2 separate regions of the Homo sapiens genome follow, and region 1 is linked to region 2. Evidence: chromatin loops called from intact Hi-C (ENCODE). Cell type or tissue: IMR-90. All regions are shown on one strand. Each heading gives the region's core, and the rest is flanking DNA. Links, peaks and the distances in the headings are about the cores only.

Region 1 (4,408 bases), core at 159-4,158, 710 kb before region 2:
TGTTCCTCTCAGAATAAAATATTACTGGCCTAGAGAGTAGCCCTGAAATTAAACCTACTCACCAGAAAGGACAGATTCTGGGGGAATTGGCCAAACAAGAGGAGTTAAGCAAGAGTTTCTGCTGGCAGACAAAGTCTAGTGCCCAAGAAACACAGCAATAACTAGGCACAATTCATATGAGTTATCAGGAACCATCTTAGAACAGTAGGTTAGGTCAGCACATAGGAAAGCTTATATGCAGCAACTCATCAGGGCTATTGCCTTGCTGTCTTCTACTTAAGGGAATTCTAGATAAGGCATGTCATAGTTTGAGGTCTAGTTCTAACAAGGAACTTCTAGTTAAAGGATGGGTTCCATATACTAAGGAATCCAGGTCCGAAGCAAATCAGCAAAACAGGTTCATACGGGTAAAAACCATGGAACAAGACCATTTATAAGTATTGAAGTATGGCTTAGAGCTCAGAAGTGAGGTGATATCCCAACTTTCATATTTGAGTAGAAGATTTGCTCTAGATAAAGATAACTGATGCAGAATTGTCATTACTACTGCTGTTCAGGAATTAGGTTTACTCTTTCCAAAATCCCTAAGAGAGTTGCCATCCATCTCCACTTGACTGATGAAAAAGCCATAACTCAGTATGGACAAGTAAATTACTCAAAACAAAGCAAGCAGTGAGTTCCAAGTCTGATAGCCAAACTCAAATTTATCTGAGTTTAAAAGAATGGACTGAACCAAGGTACACTGTACTACTGACGAAAAATAAATAAAAAGTAAAAAACAAAAACTTCGGCTTCAGTTGAGATTGGTTCTGACAACAGATGGCAAGTTTAAAGCTGCATCTTATGATCAAACAGCTCTTGCTGTGGGAAACCTGATCCTAAAAGCCTGATATGGACGACAGTTTGTTGTCTAACACAAAGGGCTTTAAAATCAAGCAGCAACATCTTCTTGTTCAGACCATCAGTAGTAGTTTTCATAATTTCCTCTCTGTGACCATTGTTAAGGACCTCTGGAATCTCATGGAATCTATTGGAATTGTATTTGTATATTCTGTAGTTTGTACTATCATCATGGTCACTGTATTTCTCACCACAATATTTCATAAAGGAATTGTCCTGACTTAATGTTTAGGGAAGATTTAATGATTGGTATCATCCACTAGATTGCTTCCTTTTCAACATATTATAAATTGTTTGTTGATATCTGTATTGTCAAGGGCGTATTGTAGTTAGTGTTGCTGGGGTTTCTATGCCTTATTTGGAGTATCACTAGAAATATTTCCCTCCCCATCTCACTGTAATTAATATTACATGGCATATTTGGCTCTTCTGTATACATTCAGATGCATGTGCAGATGTCCAGAGGGAAAAGGCTCTTCTCATTGTTCCACTAGGAAATGTCAGAGAGGTGCTCAGTTCCCTTATAGATTCGAAAAGGAGTTTAAGTAGGCTTCATTCTATGAAGTCTGGGGACAGGAGAGGTCTAAAGGGAAAGAAACAGCCTTTCTTACCTCTTCTTCATAATTCTTTTTTAAAAAAACTGTGGGATTATGGAAGAGATAGTTGGGTTGAAAACCAAAACCTCACACTTGTTAAGCAGAAAACTTTTGATAAATATTAAGAATAAATTATCTGCAAATATTATGTAACAATACTTCTGTTCCATGGGAATATTCATTTGCTATATTTACTCTTCTATTTTCTGTCTCTCTTTTTTCAGATGTGTAATTCTCAGTCTACCTGACATGTCCTTGAAGAAGTCCCAAGAAAATAAAATTATTGTAATTTAAATAAGCCCCACCATAAAGAACCTTTCCTTCAACAGCTCTCCCAAACTCTTGCTATCCTTCTGGTAGCCTGAAAGACTTAAACACATATAACAAAACACTTAACTTTCCATCTCAGGGGAATACCTACATAATGGAGAATCTATTTGAACAGGCCAACTGAAGAGCAATTAAAATAAAAACATAAAAAACCTACTTTCTAAATGGTATATGAATGGAGGTAAGATGGTACTTCCCAGCAAATGAATAATTTTACAGAGTAATTGAGTCCTTGTTTATTTCTTTTAGGAAAATATGTTTTCTGCATTTAAAAACATATTGAAGATAGCTGTCCTCAGTGGTATCCAGCATTAGCAGTTAAACAATTTACAGGAGATAAATTTTCTACTTTGACTGCATAGAATAGTAAATTAGTGAAGACCTCTTGAAATTATTGAGACTGTCATACAGTTAGAAATTCACTGAATGCTATTTATGTGTCTTTGTAGCTTGAAAATTTAATGAGGCTGAAATCTGAAGAATAAAAATATTTCCACTACAAAAATGAAAAAAGTGTTTGAATGAAATCTAGTTTCATTGCATGCCTAAGATCTCAAGACCCAAACAACATTTTTCTTCCATAAGATCACATGGAGTGAAAATGAGTCAACATTCAATAGGATCTTTGTTTAAAAGACATCAAAGGAATGCTGACAATCTCACCATTTCACTCCTCTTCTTATCATCTGTGTAGACATAATATGCTCGATTTTCAGGAAGCCTAGAGCATCTTATACATTTTTGGTACTCCTTATGGAATGTGGATTGTGTAGTTATTGGCCCTGAATGTATAAACTATGAATTAAGTGTCACTTGAATGGAAAATTATTTGAAGAAAGTACACCATGATTCACTTCTAATGAATGCTTTTATATGTCTCTGCAAATGTATTCACCCAAAGAAGTTTTCATAGAAGCAGGCCAAGAAACTATTCTTTCTTGTGATATTTTATCTAGCAATTTTTAAAGTAAAATAATTCCCTAAAGCTAAGAAGTTTTCTTTTATTATCAAATAGCACACATAGAAATTTCCTGTGTCTGGTTAAAATCTTACCAGATAACCAATTGAAATTAAAATATTTTCTAACCCACAAAAGCATATATTCCACAAAGACTGAGAACACTTGATAGATACACAAAAACATGAACTAAATGCTTTGATAGTCAACCTACCAGAGGCAACTAATACAGACCTTACATCCTTTTAAAAAGTGAATGTTACCCAATATTTATACGAGTAAACTTTTGCACTCTGACTTCTTGGGGTTTTGTTTTGGTTCAAATTTTCTGTGTTTTCTTATAAAGACCTATGGAACTTTAGTCTTTATAATAAAAACTAAAAAAAAAAAAACACCAAATAAAAATAACTGCACATCCTTGATTCTTAGTATCTGGGACTCAGTTCAGTTGGCTGATGATTATGTGTTTGATAAAGACTTATGAATCTTGTGTATAATAAAAATAATTTAAAAAACAACAAAAATAATCTGCAAATGTGTGGTTTCTAGTATTTAAGACTCAGTTCACTGTTCTTCGCTGATCATTATGTAACATTATCAGAGACAGATTTTTGTGCTGTGCCCGATTGCAGAAGACCTTCCCTGCTAATTAGAAAAGTGAGGTCTAATCCAAAAGACAAAGATCCAGTAGCAAATATTGTCCAAAGGGTGATAAAATCATCCTTGTTTTACGGAGTAAAAATTTGTGACAATTTAGAAAACTGAATTGCACCCAGAGCATTTGGTTGTAGTTGCAGTTTTTCAAGTGATAGATGATGAGGGATGGGATTTAACACATTGGCCATTGAGATAGATATGGGAAATGGATCTTAAAAAATCTCTAGATATAACTGATACTCTATATATGGTTTAAATAGAAAGAATGGGATATAGAGGGGGTTAGTATAAAAAATGACATCAAATGCCCTGGCTGCGGAAGCAGAGCCAATGATTTTAAGAGAACAAGGGAGGTAGAGAAAGATTAGAAGGAGATGAGAAGTTCTGTTTTAGAAGTGCCCAATTTCAGGTACCTATAATTAAAGATGGTTACATCAAACAGGCTATTAGAGCTCTAAATTGTGTAAAAGAAAGTCTGGACTATAGTAAGAACTATTTCATTTCTCTTTTCCCGATTTTTCCCTTTGAAAGTTTATAGGACAACTTTAGGAGATGACTCCAATATCCGTGGAACTGAAGGTGAACTTAGGGCTGCAGTGGCTCTAATGATGCCTTATGGTCACTATTATTCCTTTAATTAGACTAATTGAAGGTTACACATTCAAGTCCGTCTTGCTCTGTCCTTCCTTTGGATTTAAAAAGCTTTGAATGCTCTCTGATCATATATCCTCTACCAATATTGAAAGACAGGTGCACCTTAACTGTAGAGGCCAAAGAAAGATTTGAATATCCTATTACCTTGAGTCCCAAAAATGCAGCTACTTCCTTTTATACCATTATTTTCAAAGCCTGAAATTGAAAATGCTTTAATTTCAATATGGTTGAATGGAAACAGAGGTAAATGAGTGCTGAACCACTTTTGTTCCCAGCAATTTTTCTCATAAACTTTGCTATTAACATTTTGTTT
Region 2 (4,408 bases), core at 214-4,213:
TTGACACTGGCTTTGGATTACAGAATTACATAGTTACTGGAGACAAGCCTTTCTTAACTGTGAGAACTGCACTAACACTTCCCACACATCTTGTGGAATGGGCTGAGCTGTGGTGTGGCCATGGTTTCTGTGCTTCTCTTGTTAACTGATGCCTGATGGGCTGGGCCCCAATATTCAACTTAAGAAAACAGGTTTCTCCACTCGAGGAAGCTATCCTGTTTTCAAACTCTTTATTAACTGAATTTATTTTATTGTAGGTTTATCTTATGAAAAGTTTTGGTGGAAACCTATTATATATCTGCCAGGCACCTTCTTTTAAAAACAGTCTTCCAATTTGGCCGTTCGTCAATCTATCCACCTGATTCCTGCAGAAACTCCCATGCCAGATCCTGCCTTCTGATACTAATCACAGCAGATTGATTCAGGTGTAGATGTCTGACCCAAAATGGCGTTTGGCCAACATTGTTGTTGGCCTGGCTGTTCCTGAGACCCAGCCAAATTCATATTCTTGAGTTCCTTAAGATCCCCCCGACTTCAATTGAAGATAGCTCAAGCTAAGTTTCTGTCTCATGCAATAAAAAATTGTAATTAATACAGGAAAGAAGGGGAAGAAAGAATTAACATATACCTACCATATAGCTGTAATCAATGAGTAAAGATGTTTGAAAACAGTGATTCTCAACTGGGGGCTATTTTGCCCTCTTAGAAGACATTTGGCAATGCCTGGAAATATTTATTTTTGGTTACAAGTGTGGAGAGTGGGTGATACTGGCTTGTAGTTGCTGCCAAACATCCTACAATGCACAGGAGCGCCCCCACAACAAAGAATTATCTAGCCCAAAATGTCAATAGGAGAATCTTGCTGTAGTATAGGATAAATCAGGAGAGAAACAGATGAGTAGTGAATCAAGAGAGGCACACAAATTATCTGAGGCATCTGGGGCTGGGGGATACAGGCAAAACACCTGCTTGCTAGGTTTCTGATTTGGCAACCATTAACTGGTGGCTCCATTCACTAAAAAGAAAAGATAGGATGCAGAGCAGGTTTGGGTTTTAGCCTTAGAGATTTTGAGTATGAGAGGCTTCTAAGTTATCGAAGTGGAGATGTCTCAGAAGCAGTTAGTTTATAGGTGTGGAAGTCAGAAGGGAAACTAGGCAAGAAAAATAGATTTGGAGGTCATCAGGATATGGAAGTCAATTGAAGAAATAAAGGTAATAATATTGCTCAGGAAAAATGTACAAAATAAAAGGAGAAGACATAGGACCCCTGAAAGATCATTAACATTGAAAGGACAAGAAGGGTAAGAGGAGCAAGGAGACTGAGAAAGACTGAATGAAAGAAGAAGAAAACTCAAGAGAGTGTGGTACCAAGGAAGTAAAAGAAAGAGTGTATTTCAGAGGGAAGTGGTCATTACCGTTGAAAGACTTAATCTTTCTTATCTGAATAAGGAAAGAGCAAATAGGCGACTTCTCATAAGAAAATGCCAAGGGGAAATTGGCAAGCACAAGTTCCTTGGCCATGTGTTAAGAGGAGGCTTAGGGTATTGGTGAAGGTAGGATCCAGATCATACTAAAAAGATGAGTAGGCAGAAAAGGAAATAGAGTGAGTGTGACCAGATCTTCCAAGAAGCTTGTATGTGATTAGAAGGAAGATGAAGGGGCATCTCTTTTGTGTTAGGAAATTAAATTAAATCCAAGACATTGTTCTTGCCTAACTTCAAATCCAACAGGAAATATAGCACTTATCTTTTTGTATAAGGCAAAGAGACATCTGAGCCAAGTAGATTGGAGTTTAGAGGAAATAGTTCTCATTGGTGATCTGAGCCTTTAGGGGAAACCTAAAAGAGGTAGTAGAACTTAATCTGATCCCCAAAGAAGGAGCAGAACTTAGAAGCATAGAATGTAGATAAAGCACAGGCATACGACAGCATTTGAGGAACAGAAAATAGACTATTTTGGCTGGAGCAGAAAGATAGATTTAGGAAGGATTCACATATCATCTGTTTCACAGTTTTCAAAAGGTTCCCTGGAGAGCCCTAGGGTTTCTACAGAGATGACCACAAGTGAATTTTCTAGATTGGAGATGGTAAACTATGACCCTTGGGTCAAATTCAGCCTGCCATACATTTTTCTAAATCACATTTTACTGGAACACAACCACACTCATTTGTTTACATACTCTCTGTGACTGCTTTCCACACTGCTCTAGGCAAGTTGAAACAGAGTAGTTGAAACAGAGACTGTATGGCCCACAAAGCCAAAAATATTTACTATTTGGCTTTTTTCAGAAAAAGTTTGCCAGCCCCTGTACTAGGTAATGGAAGCCTTCCCATTCATATGATATATATATTTTTAGCTATTTTCACCATTATTGGTAGAAACTTTTGTAGAATGCATTAGAAGGCCTTATGTAAACACATGATGATAGTGTTACATGAACTAAGGCTTTCTGCATCTTACCACAACTGAAGTGAAATAAACACTTTATATTCTTTCCTTTCTTCTAAGGTAAAATGTAATCAAACACGATTCAACTTTGCTGAGATGACGCCAGCATTGTTGTAAAATTAAATCATCACCCTAGGTCATAGCGCAGGAATGACTGCGGGAAAGCTCCCTATGCCCACTCATCTCTAGCTTTATTTTGTTTCTGACATGAGGAAGGATTACACTTGCCTTCACTCTGACAGGGTTGTGTTTAGTTCCACCCAGTGGTAGAAGTACCCATGTTACTTTTCCCCTGCTATGACATTCAGTGATGAACATGTTGAGAATCAGGTGCTACATATGCAGTAGCATAAATTAATGAGCTTCCATGTGGAGTTTAGTAACCCACAGGAGCCACCGAGACCAGAGGTAGTCTTTGCATAAGAAATCATCTTTTGTGGTACTAAGTCCCTGGGATTTTGGTATTGCTTGTTAATACAGTATAACCAACCTATCCTGATAAATACAGTGGCCTCATGGAGTCGTTATCTGCATAAGAATGTTTTCCTCATGCTATGCAGTTTCAGAATCATATGACTTAGAGCCCTTCAATCTTCGAAACTTTGTATTTTTTCCTTCTTTAATATAAGGTTATCATTTTAAGCAGTTATCAGCATGTCCCACTTTCACATTCATTTATAATTTGCTGCTCCTAATCTTCTATAAGCTAAGTAGTTACTTATAATTATTATAATCATTCTAAAGTAAAATTTGTCCCTGAGAGATCTTGAGGGGATTTCTTGTGACTAAAATGTTTTTGTAGCATAGGTTCTATGATACCCATTTTGACATGCAGAGGTCCTTTTGACTTCATTTCTTGTTTTGGGTGGTATTCTAAATAAGAGAGGCTCTTGACCAGTACTTTTTGGATAAGACATGTATGGATTACCATATGTTTAATAAAACTGCATGGAATTGTTCTGGAAATTTTCAGACTTATTTGTAGGTAGATGTGATATATATGTATTTTAAAACTATGTTTACATATCTGTGATACATCTTCACCCTAAATATATGTCTAGCTTTTCATAACAGACTTGTCACCCTCCTCTAACACCTGTCTCAGTTACAGGTTTCATTATCCATGTATTCATCTGAGAAAAAATTCTGTCATTTTCTTGGACTCTTCCCTTGTCATTCCCCCAACAAACAATGGGCCATGAAGTCTTGTTGATTCTGCCTCTAAAATATGTTTCAAAAGTCTCAGCTTACATACAGAACCCTTCATAAATTGGCACTATCTTACTTGTAATGGACATTTGTTATTTTCCTTACCAATAACTTTTCCTAACTATTTGGGTAACAGCAACCAAGTTTGATTTGGGAACCCTTTCTCCCATTGTTACAGCTTGATAGGAGTCTCTATCAAGGGATTTTGTTCTCTCTAAGCCTATAGGAATCCAAGTTGGACCATTCAGATGCTATCCCACTGGTCTTTGGTGTTTAAAGGAACTCACTGAACATAATTCATCCCATGAGGCTGCCTGAAGAGACCACCATCAGTTTCTCAGGCCCACTTCCTGTATTTTTTGTATCCTGGCTCTTCAGTATTTCCTATAATTCTGAGTAGCACCAAGTTCTTACAATAAATTCTGTGTGTGTGTGTGTGTGTGTGTGTGTGTGTGTGTGTGTGTAAGCGTGTATGCTTGCAGATGTGTGTGTATGTGTATGTGTGGTTGGCCTATTTCTTCAGTTTCTGTTGCTTGTAACCAGAGAATTCTAACTGATACATTACCTTCCAGTCTCCTCCCAGTCCTCTTTTACTCACACCTCCTAGATTCCAGGACCATAAGAAGCTGAACAGTTTCTATAGCATGTCCTACACTTCCATTCTTCTTGTATTTGCCCATACTCTTCCTTATTCCCATAACACCCTTTCTTCATTTCTGGAAAATTCCAATTCATTATTAAAGTATTAGGT

The links. A loop is a pair of places that touch in the nucleus more often than their neighbours do. Peaks named below come from ENCODE experiments on the same cell type or tissue, not always from the same donor. Only the 100,000 strongest peaks of a DNase experiment are listed, where the experiment ranks them.
Region 1: a loop joins it to region 2, with 11 times the contacts of the local background. A loop is called at or near these places in 1 of 110 quality-filtered maps.

Annotation. Positions count from the first base shown.
Region 1 is chr11:29,171,958-29,176,365 of GRCh38, reverse strand. No RefSeq gene overlaps it. Among named protein-coding and RNA genes, the nearest start is that of LINC02742, 270 kb to the right of the region's middle. In IMR-90, for the core only: no CTCF peak of the experiment used is centred there; a DNase peak (open chromatin) is centred at 2,515; H3K27ac peaks cover 3,478 bases.
Region 2 is chr11:28,462,193-28,466,600 of GRCh38, reverse strand. It overlaps a transcript of METTL15 not described here. Among named protein-coding and RNA genes, the nearest start is that of MIR8068, 13 kb to the left of the region's middle. In IMR-90, for the core only: a CTCF peak has its summit at 2,702 (motif pointing left); DNase peaks (open chromatin) are centred at 2,150 and 2,560; H3K27ac peaks cover 3,403 bases.